6 separate regions of the Homo sapiens genome follow, and regions 1, 2, 4, 5 and 6 are each linked to region 3. The links are chromatin loops, found by intact Hi-C in ENCODE. Cell type or tissue: endothelial cell of umbilical vein. All regions are shown on one strand. Region 1 has its middle 960 kb from the start of LINC02903. Region 2 overlaps IMMP2L (inner mitochondrial membrane peptidase subunit 2). Region 3 overlaps DOCK4 (dedicator of cytokinesis 4). Region 4 overlaps LSMEM1 (leucine rich single-pass membrane protein 1). Region 5 overlaps IMMP2L (inner mitochondrial membrane peptidase subunit 2). Region 6 has its middle 15 kb from the start of LSMEM1.

Evidence for each region. Peaks named below come from ENCODE experiments on the same cell type or tissue, not always from the same donor. Only the 100,000 strongest peaks of a DNase experiment are listed, where the experiment ranks them.
Region 1: it touches region 3 in a loop (6-fold over the local background); 23 of 110 quality-filtered maps call a loop at or near these places.
Region 2: a loop joins it to region 3, with 11 times the contacts of the local background. A loop is called at or near these places in 33 of 110 quality-filtered maps.
Region 4: a loop joins it to region 3, with 2.8 times the contacts of the local background. A loop is called at or near these places in 59 of 110 quality-filtered maps.
Region 5: a loop joins it to region 3, with 29 times the contacts of the local background. A loop is called at or near these places in 18 of 110 quality-filtered maps.
Region 6: it touches region 3 in a loop (4-fold over the local background); 60 of 110 quality-filtered maps call a loop at or near these places.

Annotation. Positions count from the first base shown.
Region 1 is chr7:109,843,032-109,847,031 of GRCh38, forward strand. No RefSeq gene overlaps it. Among named protein-coding and RNA genes, the nearest start is that of LINC02903, 960 kb to the left of the region's middle. In endothelial cell of umbilical vein, a CTCF peak has its summit at 1,521 (motif pointing right); no DNase peak of the experiment used is centred here.
Region 2 is chr7:111,484,617-111,488,616 of GRCh38, forward strand. IMMP2L (inner mitochondrial membrane peptidase subunit 2) reads right to left here. Exons shown (of 6, transcript NM_032549.4): 3 at 2,622-2,725. Among named protein-coding and RNA genes, the nearest start is that of IMMP2L, 76 kb to the right of the region's middle. In endothelial cell of umbilical vein, a CTCF peak has its summit at 2,152 (motif pointing left); a DNase peak (open chromatin) is centred at 2,115.
Region 3 is chr7:111,733,952-111,737,951 of GRCh38, forward strand. DOCK4 (dedicator of cytokinesis 4) reads right to left here. Exons shown (of 53, transcript NM_001363540.2): 50 at 2,966-3,038; 51 at 1,103-1,216. Among named protein-coding and RNA genes, the nearest start is that of DOCK4-AS1, 73 kb to the right of the region's middle. In endothelial cell of umbilical vein, a CTCF peak has its summit at 1,899 (motif pointing left); a DNase peak (open chromatin) is centred at 1,930; H3K27ac peaks cover 956 bases.
Region 4 is chr7:112,483,057-112,487,056 of GRCh38, forward strand. LSMEM1 (leucine rich single-pass membrane protein 1) reads left to right here. Exons shown (of 4, transcript NM_182597.3): 2 at 1,756-1,887; 3 at 3,867-3,995. The coding sequence starts at 1,761. Among named protein-coding and RNA genes, the nearest start is that of LSMEM1, 4.1 kb to the left of the region's middle. In endothelial cell of umbilical vein, no CTCF peak of the experiment used is centred here; a DNase peak (open chromatin) is centred at 1,775; H3K27ac peaks cover 888 bases.
Region 5 is chr7:111,327,326-111,331,325 of GRCh38, forward strand. The region is part of intron 3 of IMMP2L (inner mitochondrial membrane peptidase subunit 2); the gene reads right to left. Among named protein-coding and RNA genes, the nearest start is that of IMMP2L, 230 kb to the right of the region's middle. In endothelial cell of umbilical vein, no CTCF peak of the experiment used is centred here; no DNase peak of the experiment used is centred here.
Region 6 is chr7:112,494,217-112,498,216 of GRCh38, forward strand. No RefSeq gene overlaps it. Among named protein-coding and RNA genes, the nearest start is that of LSMEM1, 15 kb to the left of the region's middle. RefSeq lists a silencer at 2,496-2,709. In endothelial cell of umbilical vein, a CTCF peak has its summit at 1,836 (motif pointing left); a DNase peak (open chromatin) is centred at 1,805.

The DNA of each region.
Region 1 (4,000 bases), 1.9 Mb before region 3:
TTTCTTTTTTTGCTTCCGGAAATAGAATGAACAAAATTCAGCTCAAATTAATTAGCTTTCTACTTTTACCTGTTAGCCTAGACAAGTTAATAAACTAACATACTAATAGGAAAGCACAGGAAATAAAAATGTCAGTAAATAAAAATTGAGTGGATAGAATTTTTTTTTTCAGGATATGAGTACAGCACTATAACTCCCCACATCTCACATCCATTCCAAGAGAAACTGTTTTCACTATTTACCTCCTAGCATTTTATTGCCTTTTTGCCTACATAGACGTGCTGGCAAGACATCATCCTCTGTAGTAACCAAAAAGATCTGTCTATCCTCTTACGAATATAGTGAAACTAAAAATGGTGTATGGATCAGACATCGATTCCACATGTCTGCATTTATAACTGTATAGAATCTCACCAGCAATGCAGACTTTATGATCATGCATACTTGAAGACTGTTATAAGTAAATGATTATTTTATCTTCTACTGAAAAGCTTAGATGATCTCACATTTTGAATAGTGGTTTGAAAAGAAGATGATCTAACTCAACTGGAAATCCACATTAGTGGTGAACTACTGTCTCATAATTTACCACAAGCACTAAGAATATGCTATGTATATGAAAGCACTGGCTAGAACACTTCCCATTTTGCAGTTCCTGAAGTTATTTTAGCTCAGTTGAGGAAGAGCCGAATCTCTGTAGCATGGCTCTGCCACATAGATTCTCCCAGGGGTTTGTTCCAACCCTTTACATTCTCTTACACTTCAGAGGTATGAGCAGAGAAACAGACTGGGAAATAAAAGTAAATATTAAATTTAACATCCTATCTGTGACTAGATAAATAAATCTATCCAAATAATGAGTTAGTTAAGAACTTTGTTGTCTCAACACCTATATTTGCTCATTAAAATTGTTAACAAACCCCACCAGGGTAAAAATACAACAGAAGGAAAACACGCAACTTCATGGAATGCTCACACTTTTTGTTTCCTTTTTTTATTTGTATTTGTTGCCTTGACATCCAACTTTAAATTGCTGAAGCCATTCTTCCCTAGGCAAAATCATTTTTAAAAGAAGAAGATGACTATAAAATCAGTAACTCCAAATTGAATGAGTAGTTTGATAGTACAAGTCAAGATTGCAAACACCAAATGCACCATTTGAAATAGAATAAATTTAGGTCATATCATTCTTTTCCTCTCCCATTTCCAAGGACAAGTCACTAGCTCCTGAACCTGTGCAAAGAGTTTACTCATTTACTTTACCCAGACTAAAATAAATCAAGGAAGGATACAGCTGCAAGTAGATATGAAATGGAGATCACACACATTTTGATAGAAATCAATTTAACATTTACCAGGAACATGCTTTTCAATAATATATGACCTGATACAAAGCACCTTCATGTTATTAACAAACTTGGATATATTAGAGAAATTCAGTATTATTAAATACTCATTAACAAATCCTAATCTTTTCTTTGTCAGGAATTTTTACTGAAATCCCTCCTACCTGCCTAATCACCAGGTGGCAGTGTAGTAGCACTCATCCATATCTGTCTTTGAAAAACTTCAATAAAGTGGCATTACAATGAGATTTTCACATAGCATAGGTAGAAGTGTTTGGGTTTTGAAATTTTTTAAGTGTTACTCCCCCCCAGTATTAAAATAGCCTTGCATACATTTTCATAAGTTCCCTTTTGCTTTGAGTACTATGTAGATAGTTATTTTCTCCAATTTTTTAAACTAGAAAAACTGAATATATATATATAACCTCACGGTTCTCTGTTGTCTTAGTTTTAAATAGGAACCTTTTCTACATCATAATAAGAAGCACATTATGTATTTTTTTCAACCAGCTCTTTTCAACAATTGGATTACGGCTGGGTTTCCCAAAGCTTCAACAGAAGCATATGCCAGCAGACTACAAACCTCGAAGACAAGAATCCTGACATTTCATTTTTCCTTATCTAAACTTCTCCAGCTGTCATTATGCCATCTGAGACGAGTTTTCAGTCTACAGTTCTATTCACTCTATCAATTTCTTTGTATTTGCACAATGTTCATTCAGCACTTTAGCCAGGACAAAAGAACCAATTTCAACATTTGGTTTCAGATACCCAGGGTTTATTACGTGCTTAAAGTATGTCTGGATTCTTCTTTTTGCAGATGGAAATTCAAAGATCCAGGTCATGTAATCTGATCCAATGCCAACTAGTGAGTGTGGGACATAACTTCAAACCTGCAGCATCTATGTTTACTCTCTGTTGGAATTTAATGTCATATTATCCACAAATACTTCCTGCTGTATCAGAAATAAGGTATTTGGGAATGTCTCCTAAACCCTCTATATAATCTTTTCCAATATTAGAGTCAGTAGAAATCCTCTGTTTTTGAGCTGCAGGTGTTAATTGGGAGGTAGAAGAAAGTGACTTTTACTGCAAGAACTGGGATTAAACTGCAGTTACATTTCTTGAAAAGCTGACTACACAAAACCTGGCTAAAAACAACGACAACCTAAAGGAGACACTCTATGACCCGATGAATGGCTGGAAGTCTTAGCAGGCTGAATTAAAAAATACTTGGAATTTTATTTGGAAAACCTTCCTTCTGTAGTGAGTCCACCTCCATGTGCTTGATGCAGTTGACACTTACTACCCTGCAGAAGATTATTCAGCCTGTCAGCCAATCTAGAAAATAAAATAATCACAATCCATGTTTGGTGGTATAGTAACTATTAAGTTGATACGGGAACATTTTGCAAAACATGTTAAAATTAAGTTAAAATGAAAGTGGCTCGAAATTAGGATTGTAAGATTTTGCATTTCAATTCAGTTTCCACAGCAATGTTTGGTTGAACTAAAATTCTAAATATGTTAGGAATAAGCCTCTGCTGTACATCATTATGTTCAAAGTTCTCTGTAGCTCCATTTGTGAAAACAAGTGGATGAATAGGTATACATTTTAAAAATATATCTTTGGGATAAAAAGCCTTTTTGAGTTCTTGGTTTTCAGGATGTTCTTTCTGGTATTCTTAAAATAAATGCTTCTATAGTATTACAAAGATAATTTCATTAACCTGCTAAAATGGGAATGTATTTATAGCTACAAGGTGAAAAGTATTATTAATAATAATTTCAAGATGACAGATATTAAATAGTTCAATTATTATTGATAATAAGATTTTATATGAGTGTGTTTTTATTTTCTATTTTAGTTATAAGTAAATCATAATATTCTTCTAAAAATGGTCTTTATCAAAATTATTTTAAAATGTTTCATTAGATAATAAGCAATGCCATTACATGGATTTTTCTCTCACTTTTTAATATAAATTAACCAATCAGCATTTCTAGATATCTCATAATTTGATAACTAGAAAGGTCTTTGGAGATACCTCAGAATAAAATATTTATTATATAAATGAAGAAATTAAGACCCAGTGAGGTTAAGTGACATCTAAAAGGATACAAAAAATCAATGGCTAAATAGGGCCAGAACTCAAATCTCCTAAGTACAAATGCCTTCTGTATAAGTTTTCTCTCTCTCTCTTTTTTTTTTTTTTTGGTAACACCTTATGTTTAATTCCATTCATATTTTATATTTTATATGTATAATTTCTAGTGAACTCACTGCATATCACTGTGTAAAATTTAAGGCACACATTTTTCTTAATATTTTCTTAAGAAAATTTATCATTCTTGACCATTCCTGAGAGCAAAATAATTGACTAAGAATAACAAATGTTGAGACAAGCAAGCCTACGTTCAAATCCTAACCATGACTGTAACTAACTATGGACAAATTATTTAACTTCTCTGAGCTTTAATTACCTCACTTATATAATGGAAATATGACTTCATCCAGGCCTGTGGTAAAAATTAAATGAAATAACACATCTAGATGTCTGCATTTAGTTATAATAGTAGGAATAATAACAACAATTATTATTATTGTGAACATGTAATAAAGTTTCAGTTGACCTGTACTGGGTTAAAATGAC
Region 2 (4,000 bases), 250 kb before region 3:
TAAAAACAAACTGATGCATTGTATAAGAAAAGCAAATATTCAATATTTGATATAAATTAAATGTATATTATGAACTGCAATCAAACCAACATCAATCTTCTAAAATGAAGCAGTTTCTAAATTGTATGAAAATACATGGATATGGTCTAGAAAGCATGTTTCATCATAAGACTAAAAAGATACTTTTTATTAGGCAGGGTCTCACTGTCACCCAGGCTGGAGTGCAGTGGCACAATCACAGATTACTGCAGTCTCGACCTCCCAGGCTCAATCGATCTTCCTACCTCAGCCTCCCAGGTAGCTAAGAACTACAGGCACGCATCACCAAACCCGGCTAATTTTTGTATTTTTTGTAGAGACAGGGTTTCACCGTGTTGCCCAGGCTGGTCTCAAACTCCTGGGCTTAAGGGATCCACACACCTTGCCCTCCCAAAGTGCCAGGATTACAGGCCTGAGCCACCTGGCCCTGACCTAAAAAAATACTTTAAATAATGCTAAAGAAGAATTTAGCATCAGATTTTTTGTTTCTTTCTCAAAGCAACAATATTGCTTCACGATCATCTGTTGTTAAATATATAATACTAGTAACTAAGCACTCTTTTATGTAAATGGCTCCTCCTAAGAACAAGCACATGAAAGTTTGTGTTATTTGTACATGACAAAGATATAGCACATAACTGAGTCATTAAAAACACAGTTCAGGCCGGGCGCAGTGGCTCACGCCTGTAATCCCAGCACTTTGGGAGGCCGAGGTGGATAGATTATGAGGTCAGGAGATCAAGACCATCGTGGCTAACACGGTGAAACCCGTCTCTACTAAAAATACAAAAAATTAGCTGGGCGTGGTGGTGGGCCCCTGTAGTCCCAACTACTCAGGAGGCTGAAGCAGGAGAATGGCCTGAACCCAGGAGGCGGGGCTTGCAGTGAGCCGAGATCCCGCCACTGCACTCCAGCCTGCGCAACAGAGCGAGACTCTGTTTCAAAAAAAAAAAAAAAAAAAAAAAAAAAACACAGTTCAACTGGAATAGCTATAATTTATATATCAATCCCAATTTGAATAGAATATTTTTGAAGTTAATGTATATAATAAATATCAATCACTATGAATATTTATATAAAATAGTAGTGTGCTCTTTTTAATATACTCCATGATATGGTAGGATACTTTTATGGACCCATGCAACCCTGAATATCAAGCAGCCCTGTTTTATTTTTCAATTATCTATTTAAGTCCACTTGGTTAGAGATAGTCAGCATGTTTCTCACGGGAAAAAAAAAATACTGCACAATTGTCTGCGTATAGTGTGACCTCTTTCACTTGGGTGGGTATCCTTTCCATCACCAACTAAGTGAGGATATAACCTTGTCAAACCAAAGGCAAAAGAATAATAAGCATATGACAGGCTAACCCAGCATGGAAAAGGTTGTTTAGGAGGTTGCAAAAATAGTACTCGGAATGACAAAATAAAAGTACACTTCAAAGAGCAGGTTAATATTTTTAAAAGCACTCAAAACCTGAGAAGCATTTAATCCCCCTCCTTGGATGTCTGCCATACAAAACTCCACTTGAATTTATTTCATTAGTCACTAACGAGATTTGGTTAATATGTTTTCAAATGAATACTGGTAGAATAGTCTGAAAGAAACACATTTATAGAATATCTATTTCCACAAAGCACTAGCCAAAGGTAAGTACAAATAAGCAGATGATGTCTTGCTTTTACCAATTATAAATTACCATCCAACAAGAAAAAAATCCTTCCAATTCAAGAATCAGAAATACAAATGGGAAAAGTATTTACCCAGTAGCAGGTTTTTACTGTCTCCAAATCAAATGGCAGTAACACTGCTACCTTAATTGCTACCCCTAACTGGCATAACAGGGAATCATACTACAACATTTTTATAAGTATTTGAAACCAGAAGAAATTAGACAAGTTTGGCTACAGTCTTCCTAGTGTAAATTTACTTTTAAAGCAAACAAACAAAAATCTCCAAACCATTTAGGCCTGTCCTAGGACTATGTATTATATCATTGTGTCAGTTATACACACTTTGACATTCCTTTTCTACATTAAGACTGGAATGAAATTTTTGATCCTGACCAGTCATCATATTATAACAGTGAAACAGTGCCACCTTTTGGACCCAAACAGAAGCATCCAGTGCTAGTCTTTCAAACTTCCTTTTTCAGTTAAACTCCTGATGTACATAAATGTCAATGATTTTCATGTCATAATTATCACCTTCTAGGAATACTTTTTAATCTATACAAACCAAGAAAACATTGGGGTAACAAAAAAGTTGCTTACCAAGATGCAAAATTTCAAAATATTCCAAAGTAGTACCAAATGCATGTATTTTTAATAATTTCTAATCAACATTTCATTAAATACATTTCACCAAATCCAAATATGTTAGTCAACTAACATATTTTAAATGCAAAAAATTCTTTTTATAGCATTGTTACACTGCAAAATTGATTTTTTAAAAATGCATTGTATTTAACATGTATTCAATTTAATAATTGGCAATATGATATTAACAGTGGATTACCAGTTAAATCAGCATAAGTATAAATAATTTTATATACAAATATAGTATGCTTCTGAGTTACTTACACCAATGATACAATGTCACCACGGTGTACTTCAAAATTCCTCACTTTCCAGTGGTTCAAAAGCACCACATCAGATGACTGGCTCCCCCCAGGATTCAAAGAAGGCTAGAAAATAAGGAGAAAGAGACACTTCTATCATTTGTATTTTTCAATCTTCATGGTTCTTGCACTTCACAGCTCGAGTGGACTGAAATAAAACATTTCTAATACAGTACCTTTCTATAAATTGCTGTTCTAAAGTAACTGCAAATGATGAGTTTTCAAAAAGGCTCACTGGGATTCTTCACAGATGAACCAGAAAAAAATAAATTACCAATGCTTATTTGAAAGGAACGTGTGCTAGACATTAAAATCTTTAGTAAACTCCAATAAAGAGGTATGAAAAGCCTTAAGAATAATATAAAAACATGAGGAAGAAGTGAGTCAAACCTCCTAACAAAATATCCAGATAGGATCTAATTCCACAGTAGTACACATCATTGTTCCATCTGGGGAAAAGAAGAAATAATCCCAAATCACAGTCATGTCCACAAATCTTCACAGTCATATGAAAAACTGAAGGGGGCAAAAGAAAGATGTGATAGGATTACCATTATAAAATGTATGGATTTCCCACTTTGACCTCTCTTTTCTCAAAAGAGCACATATCCTAAGGGTCCTGGTCCCAGTTTGAGCCTAATAAGGGGCTTTCATCCTAGGATTCAGAGAAGTCTAACTGTGCCTGAGGGTTAATGGATCAAGAACTGAGAAACATTTTGTGTAAGAATTTTTCTAAAGGTCAGGAACCATACAGGCACAAAAATTTGACTGGGGAACTATGAAACCAGCATACCTGTCATTTGGACAGGGGTACAGACAAAGCCAATGAATAACAAGCTTGAGGCAAGAACAGGGGGACAAAATAATTAGAAAAGCTAAGATAGCCTTTTCACTGTTTTTTAAATTTTTTTTCATTTTTTATTTCAATAGGTTTTGTAAGAAAAGACAGTGTTCGGTTACATGAGTTAAGTTCTTCAGCAGTGATTTCTGAGATTCTGGTGCACCCATCACCCGAGCAACGTACACTGTACCCAGTGTGTAGGCTTTTATCCCTCACCACCACCCACATTTTCCCCCAAGTCCCCAAAGTCCAATGTGTCATTCTTATGCCTTTGTGCCCTCATAGCTTAGCTCCCACATATCAGTGAGAACATACAATGTCTGGTTTTCCATTCATGACTTACTTCACTTAGATTAATAGTCTCCAATTCCTTTCAGATTGCTGTGAATAACATTATTTCGTTCCTTTTTATGGCTGAGTAATATATATACACACCACATTTTCTTTATCCACTCGTTGACTGATGGGCATTTGGGCTGGTTCCATATTTTTGCAACTGT
Region 3 (4,000 bases):
TTTTGTGGCAAGGTCTCACTTTGTTGCCCAGGCTAGAGTGCAGTGGCTCAATCTTGGCTCACTGCAACCTCTGCTTCCTGGGCTCAAGCAATTCTCCCACCTAAGCCTCCCAACTAGCTAGGACTAGAGGTGTGTGCCACCATGCCTGGCTAATTTTTGCATTTTTTTTTGTAGAGATGGGGTTTTGCCATGTTGTACAGGCTTCTCTCAAAACTCCTGGGCTCAAGTGATCTGCCTGCCTTGGCCTCCCAAAGTGCTGGGATTACAGGTGTGAACTACCTTATTTGGCCCAGGCTGAAGTGCAGTGGTGCCATCTTGGTTCACTGCAACCTCTGACTTCTGGGCTCAAGCCATCCTCCCAAGTAGCTGGGACTACAGGTGTGTACCACCACACCTGGCTAATTTTTATATTTTTTGTAGAGACGGGGTTTTGTCATGCTGCCCAGGCTGGTCCCAAACTTGTGAGTTCAAGTGATCCACTCACCTTGGTCTCCCAAAATGCTGGTATTACAGGCATAAGCCAAAACACCTGGCCAAGATTTTGCTGCTTAAACGACCACCTGAGGGGATGCGGTACCCTGAATCAACCCTTTGCGAAATATAGTCCTTGCATAAAGACCTCTCAAAGCAACAGATAACTATGGATACAAAGTTAATGACTCTGATAAGCTTATGGAGCGTAACTGTTAGTCAATGGCTATTTAGAGGCAACTGGAAACTTTGGCATCAGTCCTGAATAAGACTGAAGAAAGTAGCTGAGTTAGCGGAGGTTGATAAGAATGAAGTGGTTCAAAGTGAAGGTTAGAGAAGATGCTAGTGGCCTACCAAGGTTAGGGTGCCTCCCCGAATTTGAGAATGGTGGCTTGGTAAAGAGCACTCTATAAAATCTGTCCGAGAGGCTTACTTGGAACAGACCACTGTTTGACCCCGTGTAATAGAAGTTCAGGAAAGAGGGAGACAATTGTCAAGGAATTATGCAGCTACTAAGGTTTTTATCCCAGAAATCAAACGCCTACCTTTCTCTCAGGAATTCAGGACAAACTGGAGTAGTCAATAAAAGTTATTTTATAAAAGTGATCATTCAAATTCTTCAAATACCCACCAGTCTGTGTGGGTCTTGGAGGGACAGGGGGAGAGATAAGTTTCCCACTATCCGACATGTTCTTGGCTTCCTTCCCACTGTCCAGGCTCCAGCTGCTAGGGGTGGGGTTCACAGCTGGAAGGGAATAACACAGCTAAAAACACACGGTCCAGCTTTGCCCTTCCAATGCTTGAGATCTTAGAAGAAAGTCAGAATTATCCAGAATGAAAAACTTAACTGGATGAAAAACAAAACAGGAAACTTCTTGAATACTAAACCTTTATTTAATTGGCTGCCTAACAGTTATAGTTACCATTTAACTGGGCGCTAACAAGTCTCTTTATTTCCCTTAATGCTGTCAAAGGGAACTACAAATCTTTACACTGGGGTGTAAAACTTGCTGAGAATTACAAATGTGTTTAGATGCTGGATAACAGATGGAAGATGTAGTCACTGGGCTATTTTAAAACTTGGCTTTTAGTAGACATTTCTGGACAAGTGACACCTAAAAATGGAGAAGGCAATGACATACTAATATTTTAACTATTTGGCAGAATTCTTGGGAAAGAACAGCCATGCAATATTATCTCATTGATAACTCTTTCTGAAATCAATGAATTACACTGAAATATGTCCTTAAAAAATGATTTGGAATATGGACAGTGTCATTCTTATTTTGTAATTTGTCTGCTCTGTGCTTCGATAAGATGCAGGAATATGGGGCAATCCTGGCAGGAATAAGGGCAGGACACGCTGGTTGTAAATAGCCACTATGCAATGAGGTTTACAACAGCAAATCTGGGTTCCAGTGACTCACTCCCTGTACAGACACTGCCATCTGGTGGGCATGTTGAGAATTTCAACATTTTACCACTCGACCATTTTCACTTAATGGGATGGAGTTACCACTCTTAAAATTCTTTTTCTCTATTCTTTTAAATTTGCATCGTGGTTTTCTTTAGTAGAAGGGGTGAGAAAAATACCACATTCCTTAGTTCTACTGACAAAGATGAACATGTGACTTGTAACATTAAAGCTAAATTTGTGTTTTAAAATAATTTTGCCTAAGACTTCACTAATTTCCATCTCCCAAGGAAAGTTCTAATGTAGCAGTGTACCCAAATGACAATAGTTTACTTCTTAATGAGGGCAATTAAAAGGCACTTTCCCAGACTATTTCATTAACGACTCTTGATTTATTGGCCTGGGGAACTGCTCTTATTTTTGAGGCTTGACCCTGAGAGAGGTGAATGGGTGACTTGCTGCAAGCCCCGACCCCGTAGCTGAGGAAATCGTGTTTAATCTGCTCTTCATCTTCTGCCGTGTTGCAGACTGATCCTAATTGGCTATTTACTGCTGTCCATGTGTTTGGTTCTCATTTTGTGTGACCTTGAGGCAGGGCACACTCCATTATGCACTGGATTGCAATTCTTAAATGGTATTTAATTGTACAAGAGCCGTATCTGAGTCACAACAAACAACACATGAGTTGGCTGAATGAGCTTTGTAAGGGAGACGAAGGATGGGACCACCGAATCGATCCGGGTGAAGCTATTTTCATTGTGCTGAACAAGGAGCCTAATTGGCAACTTTGCTTCAGGAAGAGGAGGCATTGCCTGGGTGACTCACTGGATGATAACAAAAAGCCATTAAACATAGGCGTTCCTATCTTGCTCAGATTCTGCTGTTAAAATCTTATAGGAAAACAGCTTTTGAAGAATGATCATGAATAACTGTCTTTCATTAATCCCTTAAAGAGCATACTAGTCCTGATCATTAAAGAGCTAGAGCACTGCTTTCCACACAGACACACAGAAGACTGGAGAACATGAGGATAAAACAAGCCCTTACACATTCCAGGACTGACCATGGGGCTGGCCTTACCTTTTTCAGGTGCAGAGAGATTTGGGTCACTGCGTGGCAAGGCCCCGTCTCCAATATGATTAAACAGCATCCTCTGCAAAGTTACAAGGGTTGATTTTTATGATGTGATATACGGGCATGTGAAACCTTTCAGAAAATGAGACGATTATCTCCTCAGTAAAACTTTTTGTTCAAAATAATTTTTGTGTGATATGATGAGCCTAGGAACAAATAATTTAATTATATTTAAGTAAAAGGGGGTGGGAAGAGCCTTAGGTTTTGAGAAAGAAAAGAGTGTTGGAAAAGTTTGTATTATATTTTAAATATAAATGGTAAATGTTCATAATAAAATGTAAAAAATAAATAGTAAATAGCAGTTGTGCTATGAAGTTCTTTTTTTTTCTTTTCTTTTTAGAGATGGAATCTCACTATATTGCCCAGGCTGGTCTTGAATGCCTGGGCTCAAGCAGTCCTTCCAACCTTGGCCAATCCCAAAGCGCTGGGATTACAGGCATGAGCCACCACACCTGGCCTGTGTGGAGTTCTTTGTAAATACAAATGCTACAGTGGTGATATAAAACAGAAATAAGAATTAAAGGAGAAATATTAGTTCAAAAAATCACTAGTGAGTGAAATTTAACCCCTGCATGTTAAAAATCATTTATTAGGTAAAAAATATATGAAATAATTGATAGTCTACAATTTTTAACTTATAAAAATGCCAGTTTTACATGGTTTTACCTAATATATTAAATAGAAGGTACCAAGTCCTTAAAAGTAGATGTACTACGGCAGTGCACACTATTGAAATTTAGCAACATATATACTGCTTCCAATTTTACTAAAACCAGAAAACTTGGGAGGCTAATCAGAGAAGGCTTTCAGAGTTGCCCATGCTGACAAGAAGTTCTCCTGGAGCAGAACAAACTGAGAAATTCCCTTGCAGCATCATCAAGTGACAAAGGGAAATAGCTAGTCCAGCCAAATGCACTCAGATATAATTTCTGCAAGACATCAGCGTTGTGCAGAGGCGGTACCCTGGGACTTTCGGGAGGA
Region 4 (4,000 bases), 750 kb after region 3:
TTTTAATATTTTAGACTAAGTTTAAATTGCTCAGTAAGTGTCTGATACTTTTTTTCCCCACATCTTCTTTAGGTGTATACTTTTTTTTTTTTTTTATGAATTTGGTTTCTCCCAACTCTATATTGCTCTTCATTCTGTAGATGAGTTTTAAAGGAAATTTTTGCAACAACAGAAAGTAAACAGTGTGTTGTCAAATACACACAGGCACCATATTTATCGCATTGACTTTACTAGAGTCCAGATAGACATCACATGAGGATTTTTATCCTCAATCTTATTTCTGTTCATGTACTTATTATTAACTGCCTCCAATTCTTTTGAAAATGGTGAGATTTAAATCCTAAATAAACATTTCAGGTGTTCCATCTTAACATAAGTCACCAACTTCTAAACCTGGCACTGGGCATTTGAAGAATAGGATTCGTCCCTACTCTAAGGAGTTTTCAGTCTATCGGGAAATCAAAGATGTAAGCAAATAGATGCAATAAAATACTACAGATGTTCTGATAGAAGAATGTAAAGAATCCAGCAAAGGCAAAAGGAAAGACAGGTTGGTTCTCTCTTCCTAGGGGAAGTGATGTTTGAGCTGAGTCTTGAGGCAGGATTAGGAAGGGATATAGAAAAGAAAAGTAGCACAAAGCAAGACTCATTGAATGCTGAACAAAAGGCCCGATTCCAGCTCTGCTGCCAGGCAAATGTGTGATCCTGGGCATTTACCTCGCCGAGCTTCCATTTCCTCATTTGCGGAAAGGATGGGAACTAAAGCACATCTAACACCCTTTCTAGATCCAAACATCCTCTATCACGATTAGACTTGATAACCATGAAAGGAAAAGCTTTTATAGTAATTGAAATTTGTCTTTCTAGAGGCTTCTTTTCACATAATTAAATGGCCACAAGTTCTCTGTTGTGCTAGAGATACATCTCCACATAAACCTTTTAAACTCTTCAGGATTTTCAGTGTTGCTTGCAGTTGTGCTGTCGTTAGAGAATATTACTTTCAATATTTAATAAACCTCAAGCTATTACATAAGTGACCTCAGTCTAAGGGAAACCCAGGTGGAAGAGATCTCAGAGGTCCTGAAGTCTAGCAGCATTCCTCTCTATAGCAGCTAAGTTTGCTAAGATTGTTGTCTTGGGGACTCACAGTCAGCATCTTATGGCTAAAGGAATTGTGTGAAGAGAAGGACTTACATGCCATATGGAGGGAGGCTATAAAAATTGCAATTTTCTATTAAAGCCTCCTGCAATTAGAATGGTTCATGGTAATATTCTCTTTTTTCAGAATGTTTTGTGGCCACTGCTGACTAGCTTAATTTTGTCTACCTAGTCTTCTTGCACAAAGGATTTGAGGCATCTCACCAGAATGTGAACAATGTAATAAAAGAAAAATTTTAAAATTAGTTACAAAATAAAAACAGATCCAGGGAAAATATAGGCAGAACTGAGACATCTGAGGAGGAGAAAAGAGTGTTTGCAGATAAGCAGGGTATACATGGATGTACAATTCTTAAAATTGGGCCACACATTTGACTGTGAGCTTCCTGGCAAGCAAAGCAAAAAGAACGATTACAAAGTGGTCCACAGAAGGAAATATTTTTTTCTGGATAAGCCAAGTTCTCTAGAGCCTTAGTTGAAAATACTATTTGTGGGTGGTTCTTCATAGGCCTGTCTGGCTTCCTGGTGGCTGTGGTTCTTGTGAAGTTGAGTTCACAAGCCCAACCTCTTGTTTTTAACATCAGTGTTTTCTTCCAGGGACAATGACTCATTCTTCCCAGGACACTGGTTCTTGTGGCATTCAGGAAGATGGAAAGCTTTATGTGGTGGATTCCATAAATGACTTAAACAAACTAAACCTCTGTCCAGCCGGATCGCAGCATCTGTTCCGTATGTGTGCTGGGGAAGGCACAGCAGCCCTTCCTAGCTTCTAGGCTACCTAAAAATAGCCACTGCTGACTGGATGTGTGGGTGTGGTGGAGGGGGAGGGGGCATTAGGAAGAGGTTGGCACTGGAAATGTTATTTGTTGTTGGGCAATTTTGCTTTTGTTTTCTGAATACTTGACAGGATTATGGGCTTTCTTGGATCCTACACGAGATTTGAACTCTTGACTTCAAATATTCTGAGATCCTGTGGCGTTTCTGTCCCTGGAAAGGGGTGGAGCCTGCAGAGCTGGACTCCTGGAGGCTGGCTCATCCCTCTCCTAGTGACCATGGCTAGGTTACCGATGGGGACCACTTCCCACAGGAGTGTTGTTTTATAGCAGATTGCTGAGAGAATGCTCAATCCAGAGCATTTTCTACTTACAAGTTACAAATTGTGCAATTAAGGGTTGGAGAAAGGGGGTGGGGGGAGCAAAATAAAATCTGCTAAATACTAAGTGTGTATCTTGCCTCCTAAATATTATAAATGAGCTTTATCAGATCACTCTGAGTGCCATCTTTTCTAGCTTAAATGCTGACATTCAAACACCAGTGTTAATTGCTCACTTGCCATTTGTTTCATATGCACTCTAAACTTACTGTTCCAATTTTATATCTATTATTTCCTGTCTAAATCCTTTCCAAGTTCCTCCTTTTTTTCTTCATTTTAATAAGTTCAAATTTTCATCTGTTTTTATTGCTGTCAGTCTCAATAGCAGTAGAAGTTTAGGTGTCAGCCCTATGCTGTTGCTTTGATTAGGAAGCAAAAGTGGCTGAAGCGTATGGCATAGGATGTACTTATAAGGCATGGGACATAAGCCACCCATCTGTCCATAATCAAGTGGCACAGTGAGTGGGACCAATTCAACGTAGGAGAGTATGCAAAAAGTAATCCAGTGATCTCCACTACCCCAGGTTTCTGCGTTGCTTATTCACTGCAACAAATAATCTGGGTGTTATTAGGCAACTAGATCTTGCAAAACGGTGATTAAATGCAGTCAATTCTTGGTTTGAGTGAACCAAGCTGTCGATAAAATGTAGCTGCATTCTCAGTTCAACTGCAAAGCATTTAAAAGAACGTTGCTTCCAGAGCATATCCATCCAGAAGACAGCTTTAAAAAACCAAAATAGGTCAGGGCCATTTTTGTTTAAATGGATGTAGGCTTAACTGATTATTCCTATAATAAAAGAAGTTTCCAGGGAAATATCCCAGAGCATTCAATTGAGTCTTCCACCCAGCATAGGTATCCCACAACCAGCTCTGTTTTACTCCTGGGTTACTTTGGGAAAGGGTAATAGAACTTCTATCACTCTTAGCCTTTAACTTCTATATTCCCTCTCCCCACACACAAAAATTCATGTTCTGCTATTTCAGTGTTAAGACAGTCTTCAAAGAACTTTCCAAAGAGGTCTAAGGAGATAGCTTAACCCTGCTTATTCCTTGAATACCAATAGAGAAGAAGGTAAATAATTCACAAATTTCTCTGTGCCCAAAGACATTCCTAAAACAGAAGTCACGGCCGGGCGCCGTGGCTCACGCCTGTAATCCCAGCACTTTGGGAGGCCGAGGAGGGCAGATCATGAGGTCAGGAGATTGAGACCATCCTGGATATCATGGTGAAACCCCATCTCTACTAAAAATACAAAAACTTAGCGGGACGTGGTGGCGGGGGCCTGTAGTCCCAGCTACTCGGGAGGCTGAGGCAGGAGAATGGCGTGAACCCGGGAGGCAGAGGTTGCAGTGAGCCGAGATCAAGCCACTGCACTCCAGCCTGGTTGACAGAGCAAGACTCTGTCTCAAAAAAAAAGAGTCACTTTCTAGGCTTGTCAGAGAGAAAGTGGGTGTGTCCATTACTCACGGTCTAACACTGGGGTACTGTTCAGTTCTGCTGACAAGTTGTATGCTGAGCAGTTTTTGTCCTTGTTTTTTGTTTGTTTCATATTAGCTCTAGAGGACAAAATCCCAGTCCTTGGCACAAACTCAGGAAATGGAAGCCGGAGTCTGTTTTTTGTGGGGCTGCTAATTGTGCTGATTGTCAGCCTGGCACTGGTTTTTTTCGTGATATTTCTAATAGGTAAG
Region 5 (4,000 bases), 410 kb before region 3:
TCAAAATAGAATGCCTCATTTAACCTGCTTTATGAGTGTTCACTCACATAGATCATTATATATAAAAAGTGTCACTGTAACTAAATAATTTCTACAATTTCATTAACATGTACTCAACTCCCTTTGCTGCATGTCTCTATCATAGCTGTTCCTGCGAGGTACTGTAACCCACCATTCATTCATCCATGTACTTCTTACACTTCAAAAGACTGAACTATTTCTTTTGTAGCACTTGGCATGAGCAAATACATAATATATTAATAAATAAAAATAAATATAGGAAAATTCAGCTCACAAATGTGCTATTTGTGCATGAAAAGGAAAAATATTTTTAACTATTTTCAGAAATAAGTTAGAGGCTAGAAAGTAATCTTATGGTATATTAATAATTTAAAAGTCATCATCAAATCCTGTGGTTTGGCCAAAATAAATGCAGAAGTAGAAAGAAAGAGAGCCATAAATTGCTTAAGGTCAGAAATGCAAGCTGAAAACATAGTGTACATAATACAAGAAATTCTTAATTCTCCAGATTTCTATGTGTCAAAAGGCTCCTGATTTCAGTGTGGAAATGAGGGTTTTAACTACATACCTGAATCACCTGTTTGGAAAATAGGTACGTATAGTAGATATATAATATATAAGAATACATATGAGAATAAAGTATTATAAAGCAGCATAACCACCCACATTTCACCATCTTTTCATCATTAAACTAAAAAATATTTTTACAAAACCACATGACCTCTCAGTCATAATAGAACTAATGAAACTACAAAGATCCAATCTTACTCAGAGAACTTGTACGATTTTTGAAAACAGCACCATTAAAACAGCTCTCTCAGAGTATTCTCCTATAAGCTCTTAAAAGTTATTTTGAAAACTGTCAATACAGCTGGGGTTCTTTTCCACCCAGTGGCAGGTTACAAAGGAATATTAAAGATGTTTCAAAAACTGATATAATTCAGGAAAAATAATTTAAACAATATGACTGCAATTATGACATATTACAATGAAATACATGGCAGCTAGAACTAAATAGGAGCCCACAGAATGATACTTAGAAATGCATTTACATGGTTACTGAGTTTTCCCCAGTAGAAAAGCAACTATCCCTTCTTGCTCCTTATTGGTACAAAAATTATTTCAGGGCCCACAAATTCTAAAAGCATTACAAAGTTTGAAGAATATAAAGTAAATGGCAATTATAAAAAGTAAGGGTTTATATTTTACAAGCCCCAATACAGCAAGGCTTAGAATTAGTTATAAAAACTAGAGGTGTGTTACGTCTTAGAGTAGGTAACAGCTGGATACTGTGTAGAATAAATGCTCATGCCCATGGGTGGGATGTTCATAATGCTGAAGGGCAAGAGAGAGAGATGTATAGCTTGAGAAGTGATGTGGATAATTGCTTGTCATTAAACAGCAGAGTAATTGCTGCAGCAAATTCCCATGTAACTATTCCACATGAAACTTCAACGTGCCCTTGGACTTACTAAACATACATAGTTTTCTCAGATAAAAAGACAGCAGTCAATGATGCACCACACTTAAAAAGATCATTATTTTATTATTTAGTCTCACAAAAAAACATTGGGACCCTAACCATTAATAACACAGAGAAAAAAAAAGCCATTGATTTTTACATTAGTAAGACCTTGGTAAGATCTCAGAATCTACTTTTTCCTAACCTGCTCAGACTAGGTGTCTCATAAAGCCTACAATAATTTAAAAGATCGTCACATCTTTTGAAAAGCTTTCATGTACAATCATGTTATTCAGTATTCAAATTCATAATAAGCCAAGATACGAAACATTTAAGTTGCTGCAGGATGTTGAGCGCTATTAAGAATGCATTAATAGAGAGGATTCTAGGCAGCTGAAGCTGTGGCAGAGGTATAAATTTGAAAGTACCAAAATATCCTGAAAAGAAACAGAAACAGGAAGAGGAAAAAAAAGAGAAGGAGAAGAATTAAAACTACACACCCTATCTCAACATAACTAGAAAACAAGGAAACTCCAAACTTCAAAGTACTTGTAAATATAAATATAAACATCAAGACCTACCTACCTCTCTCATGTGCTCCTGCCAGTAGCCTTCATGGAGACCAAGAGCAGTTCAGGAGAAACTACACAAACGAGAGCAGAGAGGAGTTAAGGGCAGGTTGAACCATGATTTAAAACCACTGCTAGAAACAGAAAGAAACTCAGCCCTTGGCCCTATATATACTGAAAAGTGAACAGTTAGCTCAGAACACTGATAACAGAAAGGAGACTTGAAAACGCACATGGGACATGACAAGCCACCTTGCAAAGGCGTCACTTTGGAGAGAAAAGACAGCTAAAACAACAGGAGAGGTTTCTTTGGAAACTATACATTAGAGAGAGAAAAAGGGGAGAACATTTCGAATTACATAAAACAAAAGAAAATTTAAAAATTGGAAGGCATATGCCATTTGAAAACCATGCCATCCAGTAAAGAAACAATACTTTGCTTACAATAACAGGAGAGGGTGCTCTTGAACTAGAAATGTTAAGCCATCCCAACATACAGATAAACAAAAACCTAGCATAAAAAGAAAATTGAAAATAAGGACCCAAACAATTAAGGTGATAAAAAATTCCACCCTCTCACACAAACAAATGGCAAGACACTGGCAAGAACAGTGGCAAAACAGAAGAAAACCATAACACTCAAAACTAATAAATATCCATAAATTCTGCAATTAGGTAGATTTAAAAAACAACCTTGAAATAAGAATTAAAAACTAAGTAGAGAAATGAATGACCAGAAAATTTTAAAAGGAAAAAATAAAACACCAATTGATTGAACACAGAAAGAAAAGAGAAGAAAAATACAAAATCACATCAGAAATGGAACGTAAATTACAAGATGCCCAAGGAAAAACAGATTTGAAAGAAAATGCAATAAGAGACACTGGAAAAATAGTAGAAAATCAACTAAATGAATAAAATGAAATAGAGAAAAAAGTAAAAAGGGTCAAAGAGAAAGTGGCTGAAATGGAAGACAGGAAAAAGAAGATACAATTTATATATAAATGGAATTTCTGAAGAAGACTTTTTAAAATAAAATATGACTAATAATGAAATTCTAACCAAGAAAGTATTCAAACACAAACAACCACAACTTATATACTGAAAGGGCCCACTAGCCACGGGGTGGGGGGAAAAAAAAAACTTGTAACAATCAACTCAGAGACATATTTTAGTAAAAGTAGTAGACATTCAAGATAAAGGAAAAATCCTCAGGGAATCCAGGCAAATGAATTCAAACAACATACACAAGTAAAAGAATTAGACTGGCAATAGATTTATCAAAAATAAGATTCATATCCAACAAGAGGTTAGTATACAAAATGTACATAAAGCTCAAATGACTCAATAGCAAGAAAACCAAAAATCCAATTTAAAAATGGTCAAGATATCTGAATAAAAATTTCTCAAAAGAAGACATACAAATGTCCAGCAGACATATGAAAAAATGTTCAACATCGCTAATCATTAGAGAAATGCAAATTAAAGACCACAATGAGATATCATCTTACACTTATCAGAATGGCTATTATCAAAAAGACAAAAGTTAACAAATATTGACAAGGATGTGGAGAAAAGGGAATCCTTGTATACTGTTGGTGCGAATATATATTAGTATATCGATTATGAAAAACTGTATGGAAGTTCCTCAAAAAACTAAAAATAGAATTAGCATATGACCCAGCAATCCCACTTCTGGGTGTTTACCTAAAAGATTTGAAATCAGTTTGTTGAAGAAATGTCTGCATTCCATGTTTATTGCAGCACTATTCACCATCGCTAAGTTATGGAATCAACCTAAGTGCCCATCAATGGATGAATGGATAAACAAAATGTGGTAAATATACACAGTGAAATTCTATTCAGCCCTTAAAAAGAAGGATTCTGTCATTTGTAGCAGCATGTGTGAAAATGGAGAACATTATGCTAAGTGAAATAAATAAGGCAA
Region 6 (4,000 bases), 760 kb after region 3:
AGAGAGCCTGAGAAGATCTGGTTGAGAAAAGTAGTGCTGCTCGGGTCTCTGCCTAAGGGAGAGACCCTTAGGCATTAGACTCACCTAGACTCACCCCTAATGAGTCTAATTAGACTCATTAGACTCACATTAGACTCACCCCTGCCTGATCCCACCCACATCAATTACATCAGGATCCACCAAGTCCCATCATTTTGAGTGGGAACTTCCTGTCTTGAGTCTTCTTCTGAAGACGTTTTCTAGACCCTGTGATAGGAGAAGATTGACATTCCCTTCTGGGGATGGTCAGATGTCCCTTATTTGATCTAGCCGTATAAGTGACTTAGAAACAACTCTACTCTTCAGATTTAGTGGGATTAAAAATGTAATCAACCAATATTAAAATATTCAATAATCAATTGGAACCAATGACAGTCATGCACCATGAACTGAGACAAGTGATTGATTTATTCCTCAGGAGCTGAGGAGCAAAACCAAGTGTTAAAGTGAGCAGAGATAGGCTGTTATGTAGTATAGTGCAACTCCTAAAACGGCAAAGAATAAAATTTGTCTTAAATTTAGCTGAGTTTTCTGTCTTTGCAAATGAGTCAATTTGGACAAAACTTGTGTTACCCTTGAATTTCCCTCACCACTTAAGGGAAATCAAAAGAAGTCACATAATCGGTCAGAAAGAAATTCAAGGAAGCATTTACTTCTGTTTCATTTCTTCATTTTCTCTTTTTTTTCCCCCTTCAAGATTAGTATTAACATTAACATGGCTGGGAATTCTTCTGTAGACATTTGCTTTTTGGCCAGCAATGTGGGGAGCAGGATGTGAAGGTGGATAAGAACAGAGACAGCAGCCATGGCATGAAATATAGAGCCCACCTGCAAGGCGGCAGGCAGTGTTTGAAGTCTTCTTAGATGGAGGCAGGCATGAGATATTTCATGTCTTCCCAAGTGGCTAAAGAACAAATGATCTGTGAGAAATGCAGTCCTGAATTTAGAGAGTCATGATCCTAATTCTTCTTCATTTCTTGGCCTCATCTATTCCCTTTTAAATTTTGAAACTTGATTCATTTTTCATGCATGAATTCCCAAAGTAATGAGTTGTAACAGGCTTATTTCATTAGGAACATTCCTTCTGAATGTGCAGTGCTGCTGCCACAGAGCATTTATTGTTTAATGAACAAATGGAGCAGACCAAACAATTGAAAACCAGTTAATAATTCAATTAAGGCTTCTCCAATGCTAAAAATGTCTAATTTGTCATTCCCTAAAGTGATTTTCAATATCGCCAGAATCAGACTAAATTAGAACTCTACTCTGTGTCCCCTTCTCAAACCTAGCAAACTTCTTTAATATTCATAAGTCAGGGTCAGCTTCTGAATTACTGTAAACTTATGTAGAGGCTCAAAAACAGTTTTTTATAGACTCAGAAAAACACTGACGAAAGACATGAGGCAGCCTTTGACATTCAGTCTGGGACCTTTTAAAGAAAACTTTCAGTAGAGATGCTAGAAAACCCAGGTTCTTTCCATATTACTTGGTAAAAATCACAAAGGAATATTTTATAAATGTTTTCCCACCAACTTGATGCAATTCACTCTTCTTTTGAGCCTAGAACTTCATTTGAACCTCTTAGATTTTGCCTTGTAATCGTGTATTTGTGTTGTTCCCTTTGTTTGATTCTGGTCTGGGCATCCCCAGCGTGTTAGTACATTGCTCAATAACGTGAATTTGTTTAATTGAATTAAGCTTGGAAGAGTTTCCAGGCTGTCTGCATTGCCTCTGATTTGCAATTACAGCAAAGTGGTGTTCACTAATAGGAGAGGAGGGACACCTGGTGGCAGTTGGGTACTTCAAGCGAAGGAGGTCCATTTGAAAGAAAGAAGGAAAGTGAGAGGATAGAGTATGTGTGGGATACTGGAGGGAGAGCAAATGGTGGCATCAGACCTAGAACAACTGGGAGCTGCAACTGGAGGAAATGGCCATGAGTAGGCTAAGAGGGCTGTGTAGACAGTGGTGAAAACTGTGGACTTTGGAATTGAAGGACCTGTCTTTGAATCTGGCTCTGCTGCTCACAAGTTGTGTGAGCTTGGCTAAGTTATTTACCTTTCCTGGGCCTTGGTCAGCTCCTCGATAAAATGGGAATAACACTTATCTCACAGAGTTGCTGTGATGATCGAACAAAATGATGCCTAGCACTTGGTAAGCACTGGATTTATGAGAGTGGCTAATCTTTTTATTTGCAGAAAGAAGGGGGAAAGCAGAGTCTGAGGTCCAGACAAGACCTTCTGCTGGCTCTAGAGAGGGGCTGATGGTTCTTTTGGATTTGAGGAATTTTCCTCAGAAGGGAGCTCTCCAATCCCACTTTTAGGAAGGTCTGCACAAGGTAACCTTATCTTCAGGCCTCTTCTGGGAAGAATCTTCTCGTGAAGCACTAGGAATTTATTAAGCTCCAGACGCTTTCATCATGTAGACGTGCATCCCTCATGGACCTTATCTCTAAGTGGGGAAGCAAGGTTACCACACAATGGCAAAATAAGAAAGAAGACATGGTTAAGTGCCCAAATTTATGGCCCAGAAAATAAGAGCTGGAATGGTTCAGGGGAGGGCAGATATCTCCTTGAGCAGACAATAAGCTAACTGCTATCCCAGGAAAGCCCTCAGCCCCATGCAAACTGGGACAGTTGGTCACCCTACCTTTAGAGAGAATAACAGAGCCATCCAGAGAGTTTCTCTGGATGTCTCTACAGAACTGCCTACAACCTCACCCTAACTTTTAGCTTTTCCTCAAGACTCACATCGAGGTAAACTGCTTGTTTTAAGAACTAACCTCTGTCCTTAATTCAGTCTCCTATTCCTAACCCGGGACCATGTTCTATCTAGTCAATTTGTCCCTTTCCAACTGCTAAAACATTTCTCAAATCCATCCCTTCCTCCCTATCCCTACTGTCTGTGCTCTACTTAAGCCCATAATTGTGTTTTGTCCACATGATCACAACAGACTTCCCACCGGTCTCGTAGACTCTGGGTTTGTCTCTTTCGAGTCCTCATTCCACAAGGCCATTAGAATAACCTTCTTAAAAATGTAAATCTATACCCTCCCTAGTAAAAAATCTTTAATAGTTCCCAAATCCTGCTTTGTAGGTTCTTTATAGCATGCTATTTCCACGATGTCTTTGTTCAGAGAGTCCCTTCTCTTTGGGATATTCTTTCTAATCCCTTCATTTCAACATCCCTCCTGCATGTATCCAGTCTTCTCAAACAGACCCTCTAAAATGTTTTTGGTTTTGCTTCCTCAAGGAGTCCTACCCTAATATTTTCAGGCACCAGATGGACTTTGGAGTCAGGTGAACTGGATTAGAATCTCAGTTCTGATTCTTAAAAGCTGTGTGGCCTGGGAAGGAAACTTAACCTCTTTCTCAGTTCCTTCCTCTCTGAAAATGAGGGTGATAACATTGACCCTATAGTGGTTGAAAGGAGATCACGTGTTTGTGAAACACTTAGCATAACTCCTGGTTCACAGTCAGCATTCCACTGGGCTGTAACCACCACGAGGGTAGAGACCATGTCTCTCTTTTTCATCCTTGAAACCTTAGTGCCTAGCAGTGTCTGGCAGACAGAAGGCTTTTTGAATAAATGAGTAAAGAAACAGTAGCTTTTAGGAATGTATTTATATACATATGTATTTCCTACAGTTTCCTCCTTATTAAAATTGCTTGGGGATAAGAAACCTCTAATTTTCCTAGGCTTTCTCTTATTTGCAAATGCATCTGTTTACTCCTCAAAGGTGGATTGTGGATTCTTCATGAAGAAGAATGATTTAACCTGGAAAGATTAGAGATGTCAGTTGACCAGGGAAAGCTTTTCTTAACTTATAGTGACCTTTGTGGAGGAATCCATTGCTTAGTGGACTCTGATGATGCAGCTCGTCCAGTCAAGGTCCACTCTCCTTGACTTTGCAGCTGCTGTCCTGGGGAAGGATGATGAGGGGGAGCTCAGTCAGCAGGTGAGA